2 separate regions of the Homo sapiens genome follow, and region 1 is linked to region 2. A link is an interaction called in ENCODE POLR2A ChIA-PET data of the cell type or tissue named here. Cell type or tissue: A673. All regions are shown on one strand. Region 1 holds the start of LINC01776 (long intergenic non-protein coding RNA 1776). Region 2 overlaps LOC124900404 (a long non-coding RNA gene).

Evidence for each region. ChIA-PET counts read pairs that join two places held together with the same protein. Peaks named below come from ENCODE experiments on the same cell type or tissue, not always from the same donor. Only the 100,000 strongest peaks of a DNase experiment are listed, where the experiment ranks them.
Region 1: POLR2A ChIA-PET joins it to region 2 with 13 read pairs; 2 of 35 experiments call an interaction of 5 or more read pairs at or near these places.

Annotation. Positions count from the first base shown.
Region 1 is chr1:98,207,208-98,215,207 of GRCh38, forward strand. It overlaps LINC01776 (long intergenic non-protein coding RNA 1776), which reads left to right and starts at 3,504. Exons shown (of 3, transcript NR_046088.1): 1 at 3,504-3,603. All of the region lies in intron 1 of LOC124900404 (a long non-coding RNA gene), which reads left to right. In A673, no CTCF peak of the experiment used is centred here; a DNase peak (open chromatin) is centred at 3,024; H3K27ac peaks cover 1,794 bases.
Region 2 is chr1:98,277,436-98,285,435 of GRCh38, forward strand. It overlaps LOC124900404 (a long non-coding RNA gene), which reads left to right. Exons shown (of 2, transcript XR_007066241.1): 2 at 4,925-5,070. Among named protein-coding and RNA genes, the nearest start is that of LINC01776, 71 kb to the left of the region's middle. In A673, no CTCF peak of the experiment used is centred here; no DNase peak of the experiment used is centred here.

The DNA of each region.
Region 1 (8,000 bases), 70 kb before region 2:
TAGCCCTCTGGTTTGGGTATTTTAATTTTACTGGATAATGATCGTGGTGATTTTAAACATTTCCTGTTGCTTGTTAAACTGCATGCCCGATTCAGCTCCAAATAACAGCTTTTACACGCAAGTGAAAATTTAGCTCCTAGTATTTAACAACTACTATAATTTTAAAATCTACTTTCAATTAAGAAAACCTTGTAATTCTAAAAAGTGGTTATGTTCCAAAGAAGTGCTGAAATGTCAACTGAATACAAGTCCACTTTATGTCTGGCAGGAACTGTTCAGTTGTCGTGTGGCTTAGCATTGAAAAGCTCGCTCCAAAGTGCTACTGACAGGCCTGGTCTAGTGTGGCATTTAATATTTCCCTTTATACATTTCCCCATGGTGTCAGAACAATCTCCAGTAATCAAAAGAGGTGAAAAGAGCTAGAATAAAATATTCGTTAAATCTAAACATACACAATTGACGTGTTCAAGAAAATGTGCATAAGGAGTGTATTATTGATTTTAACAATGAAGATCATTTATGATTCTGGAAACAAGGTAGCTTTTGAGAATATGACAATTATCTCCTTTATGTTGCCAAAACTCTATATAGATGGATTAGTTTTATGAAGAAAAGGAGTCTTTAAAGCAGCACACCTTTTTGAAAGTTAATCTAGTAGGACTCTGTCATTGAAGAATCAAGTCCAAGTTTCATGGAAAATTTCCTTTATGTTTTAAAATTTAATTTATGTTGAAATTAGTGCAGGTAGTTGACATAGAAATGAGTTGAATTATTTACACAGAGTACTTGGAGATCCTACTTGGTACATAAAAGGCTTGAAATCTATCAGCTCATCATTTACTGGACAGTTGCTGACTCTAGATGTTTACAGGCATAAGATTAATCAGAATTTCTTTAAAACGAAAAGTTTCCTCAAAAAATCTGAAAACAGAGGTGTCATATAATCTAGCAATTCCACTTCTAGGTATCTCCCCAACAGAAAGGAAATCAGTGTATTGAAGAGATATCTGCACTCCCTTGTTTGTTGAATCACTGTTCACAATAGCTAAGATTTGGAAGCAACCTGCGTCCATCAGCAGATGAATGGATAAAGAAAATGTGGTACTCATACACAATAGAGTACTATTCAGACATAAAAAGAATGAGATCCTATCATTTGCAGCAACATGGATGGAACGGAGATCATTATGTAAAGTGAAGTAAGCCAGGCATAGAAAGACAAACATCACATGTTCTCACTTATTTGTGGGATCTAAAACTCAAAACAAACTCTTGGACATAGAGAGTAGAAGTATGATTATCAGAGGCTGGGAAAGGTAGTGCATTCGAGGGTGGGGGTGGGGTATACAGAGGAGATTAGGATGATTTATGGGCACACAAAACAATGGACCGAAAGAATGAAAAAGACCTACTATTTGATAGCACAACAGAGTGACTATGGTCAATAATAATTGTACATTTTAAAACAACTAAATGAGGGTAATCAGACTGTTTATAATAAAAAGGATAAATACTTGAGGGAATGAATGCCCCATTCTCTATTATTTGATTATTACACATTGCATGCCTGTATCAAAACATCTTATGTATCCTATAAATATATATATCTACTATGTGCCCACAAAATTAAAAATAAAACAAAAATAATATAATCTTTAATCATTTAACATATAAAAGGTAAGGTCATGTCTATGCTAAAATGAAAGAAAGAGCAAATTTGTGGTAAATTGTATAGCTTTTGTTCTCCTGGCAATGTTTATTCTATAACTGGGTCTTTCTTTTTTGTATTTTTAAAGTAAGCATTTAATCAAAAACATTTAGTCAAAACATCATGTTTTTGTTTGTTTATTTGTAAGAAATTATATTTCAACATATGTAGGTTAAAAATGTGTTAGTTTGGTTTATTTTCTTTGTTATTTTATCTCCTTTTTTTTTTCTTTCAGATCATCACTCAGCCTTGGTGAATTGTTTTGATTAGAGAGAGAGAGGTCTTTGAGATGGTTTGCAGTGAGAGCGTCATGGTTTGTGCAGGCAGGCAGTATTCTTTTTGTCTTTTTATTGGGCCAAGGACATCTACAGATTTTATCAATAGGTGCATAAAAATTTGTAGATGGGGGTGGAACAAAGTTTCATTCTCTCCATAGACACAGCACCAAAATTATCAAATTGAACACATTTCTACTTGAGAAGGCTCAAGATTTGTCCTTAGCCTGAATTGTGCATGTTCTTCCTTTTAATATGCATTTTTTTAAATGCCAGGGGAAATTTAAGCGGTGTTTATTAAAGCAGAAATGTATTGATGACATGTGTTGGAGGTTTTATTTCAATCCCCCGAGTTCTGCAATGAACAGATCTGTTTTACACTCAGCCCAGGCAGCCTGATTTACCCACTGGCCCTTCTGTTGGATACCTGGTGATTTTATTTTTCATCCGTGATATGGTTCGGTTGCCCCCATTAAAAAACATATGTTTAATTGAAACTTTTAAAGAAAATTTGAGAAAATCTTATTTAAAGAAGTTTATCACACATTATAAAGAACTTTTTGAGACAGAAAATATTTTAAGAGGAAAAAAAGCCTTAATTTTCTAACTGTTTGTAGTGATGCTCAGTGACATTGCTTTGATATAGAGGAGTATGATAAGGGCTGTTAGCTGATTTTCTGAGATCAACCCATTTTAATGTACTTGTCCAATAATTAACTCAATACTAGATGAAAGCAGTCTTCCAAATTCCAACATTAAGTTTTAATACCAAGCCAGGTATGAGGCATTCAAACTCATTGCAGCAAACAGGTTTCTAAGTGTGGCTTTTTCTTTCATGCAGAGAAGGGACTGATTAGTTTCCCAAACCATAAAAATTGTTTTCTTTCTTTTTCTTTTTCTTTTTTTTTTTTTTTTGAGGGGGGCGGGGTGCGGTTCTGAAACTGATTTCTTGGTTGTCTCCATTACTCACAAATCCGCTTGCCATATTTGGTAGCAAAGGCAGGGGCTAAACTTATCTTAGCTGTTGCCCACAATTTATGAAGAGATAATCCAGTTCATAGGAAATGAGGTACTTCAAGTATTTGAGGAATGGCAAGTATTTCTTTGTCAGCATTGATTCAGCTTCAAATACGTCTCCTACTGATCTCTGGACTACCGCTCTACGCCGCATTGATCCATGCAGGAATAATTGTAAAGAGTTTCCAGGATTTCTTTTACTATCAGAAAAACAACACCCTGGAATCACTTTGCCTGTGGTTTATAGTGAAAACAGCCGTCTGAGCATTTTGAGCCAATAGCTTTGGATAAGGTGTGTAATTTGTTTGGTGCTAAGTTCTGTGACATGAAAAGTAAATTACAATTGGGAAGGATAGTGGGAAGAGGGATACCATTATTAAAGAAAAAGAAGAAAAGAAAAAAATATTGTTTCAGCAGCAAGGATTTTTGAGGTTTAATTCTTCTCCCCACTCCAAATTTGCTGGCTTGAGGCTACTCATCGCTTCATTGCCACCCATAAAAGCACATGGATTTTAAGCTGATGAAAAAGATGGACATGGATTATGCCTTTTCCTCTGCCAATGCTATGAGAATACCTTGGTTCACTAGAAGAAATGCTGACAGGTAAAAATGAATAGAATATCATAATTTTTATTCAAATAGGATAGCAAATGCTTGTAAAATATTCCTAAAATTGTGCATAACCTTTGATTCAGATAAATCGCTTTTAAGAATATAGAAATAATCATGTGTTTGAGCCCGGAGTTTGCTGCCTAACCATGGCACATTAACATAGGTAAAATTAGGAACAACTTGAATGTCCAAGTGTGGTCTGAATGAATATATTGAGGTATACACTAGTAAAAATGTAAGTAGGTGGACTCATACCTTCGCAGCAATGATACACTCTTGTAGGCATTGAAAATGTGTTGATACTAATCTAGATACTGAGCATAAAGAATTAAGGAAGAAAAACAAGGTCTATGATCGTATTGAATTTATATTATGTATGGAAGAATTGATAGTGACAGAAAAGTACATTTAACATATATTTTTAAGATAAAAATTAGGTGGCTAAACCTGGGTTTCCCAGGAAGCAAATCTAATGGCAGATGGCTTATGTACTATTGCTTTATTAGCAAGTGCCATCCCAGGAAAGAGAAGTGACAGAGCAGGGGAGTAAGGCAGGGAAGAAAGGGAGAGCCAACAGGAGGAGAAGGCATTATTGATATTGATAGTGATATTGGTCACTGCTGAGTTAAACTGATTGCTGGTTAAGTGAGGCTGAGCCCTCCTCAAGTAGCCATGTAAAGCATCTCTCTAGACTCTGTAGAGTAAGGGTTGGGAGCAGAAAGGGGGAAGAATGTGTCCATTGGCTTCTATATCTATTGGTCATTTTTTTCCCTCTGGGGTGTTAATTCTTCCACACTTCCAGGTTATTCATGTGTGGACAGGCACTGAGTAGATGCATCTGTGGGCATCCCCAAGGCATTTCAGGTATGCATGTTTGAAGTAGGTCAAAGCCCACCCAGGAGATGCCTGGGTGTTTGATGCATGTAGAACACTGATTGAGTAGGTTACGAAATATATGATTACTATGATTCCGTTTTTGATGTAGAAATACTTAAAATGTTAACAATGATTATAGTTGGGTTTTTGGAATATGGTTTGTGTTTGTGTTCTTTTTGTCTTTGCATTTTTTTCTTGCAATGAACATGGATTGGTTTTGCAGTAAGAAAAAAACTAAAAACTTATATTTTTAAAATGGAAATTTGTCATTCTTCATATTTCACAAATTATGATTTTTCTCCAATGTTATTTACTTAAAATTTTTCATTCTTCTTATTTCACAAATTATGTTTTTTTTTTTACTATTATTATTACACTTTAAGTTTTAGGGTACATGTGCACAATATGCAGGTTAGTTACATATGTATACATGTGCCATGCTGGTGTGCTGCACCCATTAACTCGTCATTTAGCGTTAGGTATATCTCCTAATGCTATCCCTCCCCCCTCTCCCCACCCCACAACAGTCCCCAGAGTGTGATGTTCCCCTTCGTGTGTCCATGTGTTCTCATTGTTCAATTCCCACCTATGAGTGAGAACATGCGGTGTTTGTTTTTTTGTCCTTGCGATAGTTTACTGAGAATGATGATTTCCAATTTCATCCATGTCCCTACAAAGGACATGAACTCATCATTTTTATGGCTGCATAGTATTCCATGGTGTATACGTGCCACATTTTCTTAATCCAGTCTATCATTGTTGGACATTTGGGTTGGTTCCAAGTCTTTGCTATTGTGAATAGTGCCGCAATAAACATACGTGTGCGTGTGTCTTTATAGCAGCATGATTTATAGTCTTTTTGGTATATACCCAGTAATGGAATCCTGGGTCAAATGGTATTTCTAGTTCTAGATCCCTGAGGAATCACCACACTGACTTCCACAGTGGTTGAACTAGTTTACAGTCCCACCAACAGTGTAAAAGTGTTCCTATTTCTCCACATCCTCTCCAGCACCTGTTGTTTCCTGACTTTTTAATGATTGCCATTCTAACTGGTGTGAGGTGGTATCTCATTGTGGTTTTGATTTGCATTTCTCTGATGGCCAGTGATGGTGAGCATTTTTTCATGTGTTTTTTGGCTGCATAAATGTCTTCTTTTGAGAAGTGTCTGTTCATATCCTTTACCCACTTTTTGATGGGGTTGTTTGTTTTTTCTTGTAAATTTGTTTGAGTTCATTGTAGATTCTGGATATTAGCCCTTTGTCAGATGAGTAGGTTGCAAAAATTTTCTCCCATTTTGTGGGTTGCCTGTTCACTCTGATGGTAGTTTCTTTTGCTGTGCAGAAGCTCTTTAGTTTAATTAGATCCCATTTGTCAATTTTGTCTTTTGTTGCCATTGCTTTTGGTGTTTTAGACATGAAGTCCTTGCCCATGCTTATGTCCTGAATGGTAATGCCTAGATTTTCTTCTAGGGTTTTTATGGTTTTAGGTCTAACGTTTAAGTCTTTAATCCATCTTGAATGAATTTTTGTATAAGGTAGAAGGAAGGGATCCAGTTTCAGCTTTCTCCATATGGCTAGCCAGTTTTCCCAGCACCATTTATTAAATAGGGAATCCTTTCCCCATTTCTTGTTTTTGTCAGGTTTGTCAAAGATCAGATAGTTGTAGGTATGCGGCATTATTTCTTAGGGCTCTGTTCTGTTCCATTGATCTATATCTCTGTTTTGGTACCAGTACCATGCTGTTTTGGTTACTGTAGCCTTGTAGTATAGTTTGAAGTCAGGTAGCGTGATGCCTCCAGCTTTGTTCTTTTGGCTTAGGATTGACTTGGTGATGCGGGCTCTTTTTTGGTTCCATATGAACTTTAAAGTAGTTTTTTCCAATTCTGTGAAGAAAGTCATTGGTAGCTTGATGGGGATGGCATTGAATCTATAAATTACCTTGGGCAGTATGGCCATTTTCACGATATTGATTCTTCCTAACCATGAGCATGGAATGTTCTTCCATTTCTTTGTATCCTCTTTTATTTCCTTGAGCAGTGGTTTGTAGTTCTCCTTGAAGAGGTCCTTCACGTCCCTTGTAAGTTGGATTCCTAGGTATTTTATTCTCTTTGAAGCAATTGTGAATGGGAGTTCACTCAGGATTTGGCTCTCTGTTTGTCTGTTATTGGTGTATAAGAATGCTTGTGATTTTTGTACATTGATTTTGTGTCCTGAGGCTTTGCTGAAGTTGCTTATCAGCTTAAGGAGATTTTGGGCTGAGATAATGGGGTTTTCTAGATATACAATCATGTCGTCTGCAAACAGGGACAATTTGGCTTCCTCTTTTCCTAATTGAATACCCTTTATTTCCTTCTCCTGCCTAATTACCCTGGCTGGGACTTCCAACACTATGTTGAATAGGAGTGGTGAGAGAGGGCATCCCTGTCTTGTGCCAGTTTTCAAAGGGAATGCTTCCAGTTTTTGCCCATTCAGTATGATATTGGCTGTGGGTTTGTCATAGATAGCTCTTATTATTTTGAGATATATCCCATCAATACCTAATTTATTGAGAGTTTTTAGCATGAAGGGTTGTTGAATTTTGTCAAAGGCCTTTTCTGCATCTATTGAGATAATCATGTGATTTTTGTCTTTGGTTCTGTTTATATGCTGGCTTACATTTATTGATTTGTGTATATTGAACCAGCCTTGCATCCCAGGGATGAAGCCCACTTGATCATAGTGGATAAGCTTTTTGATGTGCTGCTGGATTCGGTTTGCCAGTATTTTATTGAGGATTTTTGCATTGGTGTTCATCAAGGATATTGGTCTAAAATTCTCTTTTTCGATTGTGTCTCTGCCTGGCTTTGGTATCAGGATGATGCTGGCCTCATAAAATGAGTTAGTGAGGATTCCCTCTTTTTCTATTGATTGGAATAGTTTCAGAAGGAATGGTACCAGTTCCTCCTTGTACCTCTGGTAGAATTTGGCTGTGAATCCATCTGGTCCTGGACTTTTTTTGGTTGGTAAGCTATTGATTATTGCCACAATTTCAGCTCCTGTTATTGGTCTATTCAGAGGTTCAACTTCTTCCTGGTTTAGTCTTGGGAGGGTGTATGTGTCGAGGAATGTATCCATTTCTTCTAGATTTTCTAGTTTATTTGCGTAGAGGTGTTTGTAGTATTCTCTGATGGTAGTTTGTATTTCTGTGGGATCGGTGGTGATATCCCCTTTATCATTTTTTATTGCGTCTATTTGATTCTTCTCTCTTTTCTTCTTTATTAGTCTTGCTAGCAGTCTATCAGTTTTGTTGATCCTTTCAAAAAACCAGCTCCTGGATTCATTAATTTTTCAATGTTAATTATTTACTTAAGTTCAGCCTAATTTATCCAAGTATCTTTTTTTTTTTTTTTTTTTTGCGACAGGGTCTCGCTGTCACCCAGGCTGTAGTGCAGTAATGTGATGGCGGCTCACTGCAACCCGCCTCCCGGGTTCAAGCAATTCTGCTGCCTTGGCCTCCGAGTAGCTGGAACG
Region 2 (8,000 bases):
AGAATCTTGCCTATGCTTTTCCTGGGCCTTAAAGCATGACAAAATAATGAAGGAATTCTTAACAGGACTCATTTAGGATTAAACAAGTTTTACTGGGGATCTGAAGAAACTCCTCAGGCCTCCACATACAAGTTGATTAGGGGTCTGAAAGAATACCCAAACCTCTGTGATTTAACAGGAAACAAGATAAGGGTAATCACCCTACCACCTGAACCCCTTTAGACTAAGTAAATTTACTGAGGCTCTAGAGGAAGGTCTTCAGGACTGAGACCTTATAGATTAAAAGAAGTTAATCACTTATGTCTTTAGATGAATGCAGACTTACACGTAGACTTATAGCTTAGGAGGTACATAAGCTCTGGAAAACTTTGTGTTTTGAGTTGGTCTGGTGATAATTTCCAGGTCTTCTCCCTGTAACTGGCTTACAGGAATAAAACTTTCTTCCTCCCCAGTTCGTCCGCATCTTGTTATTGGGACACGAGAAACAGCCCGACCTTCAGTTTGGTTCAGGAACACTGGGACTCTGTTTTGAAAGAGCACTGTGAAAAAATCTCCTCTTTTGTGGAACAGTTATTTAAAAACAACCAACTAAATGGAGATTACTTAAGAGAAATGTGTGTCGAGGACATAATTCCCTACAGCCCTATTAATAGTGGGATTTTGTTGACATGCTTAGAAATGTCAGAGAAATGTTGGCACTTGTATCATATCATCATATCCTCCCTGGTTATGTTGGTCCTACCACTGCCAACATGCTACAAGTCATGGGCACTCTGCATTTGCTCAATGGATGGATTGAATTCTTCCCTCATTTAGTCAGTCAGTCTGCAAACAATGATGACCTCCTGGGTTTTATCCAGATCAAATGCTAAGCACTCTAGGACCGAATGCACAACAATGAATCCTGTAGCTTTAGTTCTCAAAAAACTTTGCAGTCTAATGGTATAAACAAACACACTAGGGGTCTCCAAAGCCAGCTGTGCATACGTATAGGTTGTACTAAACTATCCCATAGAAAAAAGATTTATGCTTATATTTTTACTAAAAATTAAGATACATATTAATTTACTGATAGTCAATGGTCACATGTCACTAAGGTACAAGTTTTCCTTAAGAAAGAGCGGAACTTCTGCAATATGGAAAGACTAGAGGCTTGCATTCTCACCTGTTTGTTCACGTTCAATTTATTTTTATGCCTGTAAGCAGAGAACAAATTATAAAGTGACTTGCATCATACAAATTTACACTGATGATTTTAAGAATCCCTGAGATTTAAATCATAAAGAAACATTATCAAATTTGTATTCAGAACTTTCTATAACAGTGTAATGGAGGGCATTTTGGAGTATTGGAACAAGATAACCCATGAGAAAGCTACAGGACTCTGTTTTACTTAAGTTCCATAGCACTTAGAACAATTTATATTTATTGTATTTTATTTTTGTTTGCTTGTTTTTGCCTGCTTTCTCTAGTAAATGGCAAACTCCATGAAGGTAGAAACAAACTACTCTACCTTGTCTCATTCATATCCTAGTACCTAGCACAATGTCTGGCACAAAGAAGGGGTTAAATCAATATTTGTAGAGTGAATGAATGAAGTGGAGGGAGAAGATATTTGAGAGATATTTAGGATATGTAAACATATGCATTGTATAAGATATCTTTGAGACACTTGTCTTCAAGTGGGTATAGCAATTGTGGCCTCAGTGAGGTGTCTGAAGAAGATTAAGTAAAATTACATAGGAAAAGATCCCAGTAGAAAGTAGGACACAGTCATTTCTTTCAGTTCACTACTATTTTCTCCAAAACACATTTCAAACAGCTCCAAATATTGTACAAGTAGAGTGATCATACAAATTTATTATCTAAACTGTAACTCTTTTCAGAAAGTAAACTGTCAAAGTAGAAAGGACAGAGATTAGAATCATAATTGAGATTGTTTGGTTTAGAATAAATGGTTATCTTATGGATAAAGGATAATCAATTCAAAAGAACTTCTGCTCTTCCAAATTAATAATGCTGTGAGTTGTTCTGTTGATTAGAAAGAAAAAGGCAAACATGTTTTTATGGGTGTATCTTGTTGAAAGTATAATCTACACATGCCAAATAAATGTGAAACAAATGGATGAGCAGAGTTATTAATGCTGGAATAAGAATAATATTTATACATACTTTGTTCTTCATAATAATTACTACAATTTGCTGTTTATTTCCCACTTACTTGTTTAAAGTTTTTGCTCCCACAGAGCTGTAAGCACCATGAACACAGGGAGCATGTCCATTTAGTTTACCACAGGTCCTGGTACATGGTATCCAAAATAAAATATCAGTTAGGTGAACAGAAAGATTCACTATAAGGTTTTTTCTAACAGTGGTTCTGCCACCTATTGGCTTTGAGATTCTGGATAGTTACTTCAACTCTCTGAGCCCCATTTCTTTCATGTGCAAAATGGAGATAAATTGTTCATCATGCTGGTATAAGGATTAAATAAAAACAATGCTTAAAACACGAATCCTAGTACAGCCACATAATATATGTTCAATAAATGTTACCTGTTAGTAGGGCCTGTTTGAGGAAGTCAAATGAAAATTAAGACAAACAGTTTTGCAGAATGTTTATATTTGCAGGGACTTTTCGGGAACCCACAGAAAACACACAATAATTGCCTCACTTAGAGTTGGGATTCTGACTTGCAGCTTTGTACTAGTGACTTTTCTGTGGACGATATATTCATCAGAGATAAATTACCTCCGACTACAGTTGGACAGAGTAGGGGGCTCCACAGTGGTGGAGATCAATAGATGGGGGTGGCCAGAGGCTTTAGTGCTGGGCCGATTTAATGAGTCTTGGAAAGAGCTGTATTAAAAGCTTTTAGGGGAAAGCTCCCTGTTGCTGCTTTTTGTGCTCTGTCTAGTACTTTAATGAATGCTGCTATAAAGAGTGTTTTATCTGTGCATTATGAGCCCAGGTTTGACTGTTCAGGCTCTCAGAAGGATTTTAGCTGTCTTGGGATAAGATTTTATGAAGGGAAGAAAAACTCATATAGAAATATGATTTTCATAATGAGTACTAATCTGAAGAAATTAACAGCAATCACTGGTATTAAATCCCCAAATCAGAAATTTTGGACTGATTAAAAATATGCACCAATCAAACAACAGAATTTCACACCAGATTTTGATAGTATACTTATCTTTGTATTATTATTAACACTTTGGGCTGGATTATGGATTTGTTCTCCATGATATGTAAAAAAGCTTTGGGAACTTAAAACACTAGTAAAATTCTGTTTCTTCAACGTCACTCATATCTTTTGAATCCCAATGCTTACCCTTTATAATTACATGTGATATGTTATTGAATATTGATTCAATTTTAAAAATATGAGGGTAATATTTGTACCAAATGCACATTAACATAACTTGACCGGCTTCTAGAGTGGAATGACATTTCAAAATAGCAAAGCAGAAGGCACTTCCTTTACATGTGTCTAAACCTCACAGTGTCATACATACAGTACACAATTTGCTTTGTGAGAATTTTTCTATTTCATCTTAGATTTTTCTTCTGGGTTTTAAAAATAATTATACTTATATGTGGAGTTAGCACTTTAGCAGAGATTTAAAGCCCGTTTCGATACCTGCTTATGATAAGCTTAATAAGGCTAGGAAAGGAAGTGTAGTACTGAATGTATTGAATCCATTGAAAGTGTTCCCCCTCTCCTTTCCTATGAGTTGTTTCAAAAAGCATAAGATCCAGAGCCATTAGCAGGTGCAACCCAGTTAAATTCTTTGGTAGAAATGGATTATAGGGGGATGATTTCTGAAGATATTACTGATAAATTGAAATTTTCAAACTAAGTTAAAATATATTATTACATTCTGCTTTTATTAATAGCCTGCACAGGCCAGGCCCAGTGGCACGTGCCTGTAATCCTAGCACTTTGGGGGGCCGAGGCAAGGGGATCACCTAAGGTCAGGAGTTCAAGACCAGCCTGGCCAACATAGTGAAACCCCGTCTATATTAAAAATACAAAAATTAGTTGGGTGTGCTGGCCCATGCCTGTAGTTCCAGCTACTTGGAAGGTTGAGGCAGAAGAATCGCTTAAACTATTAAAAATACAAAAATTATTGGGGTGTGCTGGCCCATGCCTGTAGTTCCAGCTACGTGGGAGGTTGAGGCAGAAGAATCACTTAAACCAGAAAGGCCAAGGTTGCAGTGAGCTGAAAACCCACTACTGTACTCCAACATGGGTGACAGAGTGAGACTCCGTCTAAAAAAAAAAAAAGCCTGTACAAATGTAAACCATATACATACAGTTATTATATCTCAAAATATTTTTTATTTGAAAAGATCAATTTCTGAAATATTTTATTTGCTTTTTAGACTTATTATGGTAGTGAATTTTAATTCATTGATTCATTTCATTTTGCTTTCTTATCATTATCCTGTAGAAAGATGGTAATAACATCATTTTTAAAATTTGTTTATTCACTAATGTTATTTATTCATTTGCTAGGTTACACATACTTTCATTGAGCATTTATTATGAGCTTTGATTGAGACCATAAAAAGGAATAAAACAATGGCTGCTTTCCGTAAGTCGCTTTGTGGTAAGGGAAGAGTCAGTGAAATAAACTGAATATTACCAGACACTGATAAGAAGTTTGTGTAGCTTCACAAAAGTTTACTGAAATGACTAAATATGTGCTTGATACAGTTTGAATACATGTCCTTGCCAATCTCATGTTGAATTCTAATCCCCAACGTTGGAGGTGGGGCCTGGTGGGAGGTGTTTGAGTCATGACAGCTGATCCCTTATGGATTGGTGCTGGTTTCCTGATGGTCAGTGAGTTCTTGGGAGATTTGGTTGCTTGAAAGTGTGTGGCATTTTCTCCTTTGCACTCTCTTGCTTCCACTCAGGCCCTGTAACATGCCTGTTCTCACTTGGACTTCTGCCATGTGTAAAAGCTCCCTATGGCCTCCCCAAAAGCCAAGCAGATGTTGGTGCCAAACTTGTACAGCCTGCAGAACTGTGAGCCAATTAAACCTCTTTTCTTTATAAATTACCCAGTCTCAGGTATTTCTTTTTTCCTTTTATGTTTTATCCTCTCAGGGAGGAAGGTTTTATAGCAGTACAAGAACAGCCTAACACAGTGCTTTTAAAAATAGCATTTTCCATTTTTGTTTTCTGATTATAAAACTAACATATCAATTTTAAGAAATTCATATTTTTAGTATTTTTGTGTATACACTTCCCATCTTTTATCTGCATGAAATTATATCTGTACGTGTTTTACACATCTGAGTATATACTGCTTAGTGCCTGTTTTTGTGTGTTTTACTTAACACTCTACCATAAATATTTTCCCATGTCAATATTTATTTTATAATTTTAATTTTAATAGATATTCTTTGCTCCATTATTAGATGTACCATAATTTAGTTCAATTCTTCCCAATTGGTTATTTAAAGATTTTTAAAATGCCATTGTAAATAAAGTTCCAATGAAAAATTTATAAACAAATCTGATTATTTCCTTAGAAAAATCTCCTAGACCTTGAATGGTTATTTATATATTTATTTATTTATTTATTTATTTATTTATTTATTTGAGACGGAGTCTTGCTCTGTAGCCCAGGCTGGAATGCAGTGGTGCAATCTCGGCTCACTGCAAGCTCTGCCTCCCAGGTTCACGCCATTCTCCTGCCTCAGCCTCCTGAGTAGCTGAGAGTACAGGCACCAGCCACCACTGCCAGCTAATTTTTTGTATTTTTAGTAGAGAAGGGGTTTCACCGTGTTAGCCAGGATGGTCTCGATCTCCTGACCTCATGATGCGCCTGCCTCGGCCTCCCAAAGTGCTGGGATTACCGGCGTGAGCCACCGCGCCCAGTCTAAATAGTTATTTATTAACGTATTCATATTTAAAGTATCATATTTATATAGATAAATGTTCTTCAGAAATTGTGCATTATATAAGGGTGCCCTGCATTTTTACACTTTACCATTCTTTTTGGTCTTCTCTGTTTTGATGAGTGAACAAGTAGCATTGAATATTTTCCATTTTTATTAGCCATGTGTTCTACTCATTAGTAAGTTACAATTAATGACCTTTACCTGTTTTTTAATTTCAAAGAACTCAGAGTTCTAGTTTTGTAAAATAGTTGGTTATACTAGCTTTTTAAACCTTCTACCTTTATATTTGTGATAAAATAATAAATAGATAATGAGAATGGTTGACCTTATCAAGCATGCAAGAAAGGGAAACCTTATTTACCAGAAGCAGAGAGGTAGCTAAGAGGCAAACAATGATTATGCCAGCCGATGCTATGGCAGGCCAAATGTGATGGTGATTGTGTACAGGATACTGCATTGCCACGCAATTCAACTTCTATGGTCTTGCTGTGGAATCAGACTGGTTACAAAAGGCAACACTTAAACTGGGTTTTGCCTTGACTCTGGGTGGCACAGAACATCTATTTTGAGAACTCAAAATCCAAGTTTGTGCTTACAATTAATTTGGAGTCCAATTTAAGCTACTTGGGTATTAAAACACATGCACACACACCACACACACTGAGAAATAAACATGGGAATTGGTCTCTGGCCACTGATACATCTCTGGTGTCTGTTGGAATCAAATGCAAAGCTTTCTGGGGAGACACTTCAAAAACCAAGATGCACAGAATTTCCATAATAACGGCATGCTTTGCATAAGATAAGATAATATAAAAAATGACAAAACGCTAAATGAAACAATCCACCGTGAATAAGACTTAGGAAAACAAGAGAAATAACACCTACAAAACATGAGGTAATAGAATAATACTATTACAGGGATTGTAAAGTGAGATATTTAAAACTATTGATGTGATGAAATAAGTTATAGAAAACAAAAGAAGAGGACAGGAGATTGGTTTAAAAACAAAAACAAATTCAGTTTTGAAAAGGTACAAAATACACAGTCTAAATACTTAAAAAGAAACAAATCATCATTAAAAAAATGGACAATCTAAACAGCAGATTGGAGATCACTAAAGAGTGAGAGCGTAAGTGAGCTAGATGAGAAATCTGTTGTGGGAAAAAACTATAATACAGTACAGAAAGACAGAGATAGGGAGTGCGTTCAATTTGGGTTAATAAGAATTCCAGGAAGAAGTAAAAAGAATGGCTCAGAATTTTTGAGAATTAATAAAAGTCATATATCTCCAATCCTAAGCTATGCAATTTCCAGGAATAATAATAGTAATAATTCTAGGAATAACATCAAAGAAAAAGAGAAATTTTAACAATCAAAAAAATGCAAATTCATTACAAAGGACCAATAATTAGACTAAAACCAGACTTTTTTTTTTGTTATACTTTAAGTTCTAGGGTACATGTGCACAACATGCAGGTTTGTTACATAGGTATACATGTGCCACGTTGGTTTGCTGCACCCATCAACTCGTCATTTACATTAGGTATTTCTCCTAATGCTATCACTCCCCCAGCCCCCCAGCCCCGGACAGGCCCCAGTGTGTGATGTTCACTGCCCTGTGTCCATGTGTTTTCATTGTTTAACTCCCACCTATGAGTGAGAACATGCGGTGTTTGGTTTTCTGTCCATGTGATAGTTTGCTTAGAATGATCATTTCCAGCTTCATCCATGTCCCTGCAAAGGACATGAACTCATCATTTTTTATGGCTGCATAGTATTCCATGGTGTATATGTGCCACATATTCTTAATCCAGTCTATCATTGATGGACATTTGGGTTGGTTCCAAGTCCTAGCTATTGTGATTAGTGCCATAATAAACATACATGTGCATGTGTCTTTATAGCAGCATGATTTATAATCCTTTGGGTATATACCCAGTAATAGGATGGCTGGGTCAAATGGTATTTCTAGTTCTAGATCCTTGAGGAATTGCCACATTGTCTTTCACAATGGTTGAACTAATTTACACTCCCAAGAACAGTGTAAAAGCATTCCTATTTCGCCACATCCTCTCCAGC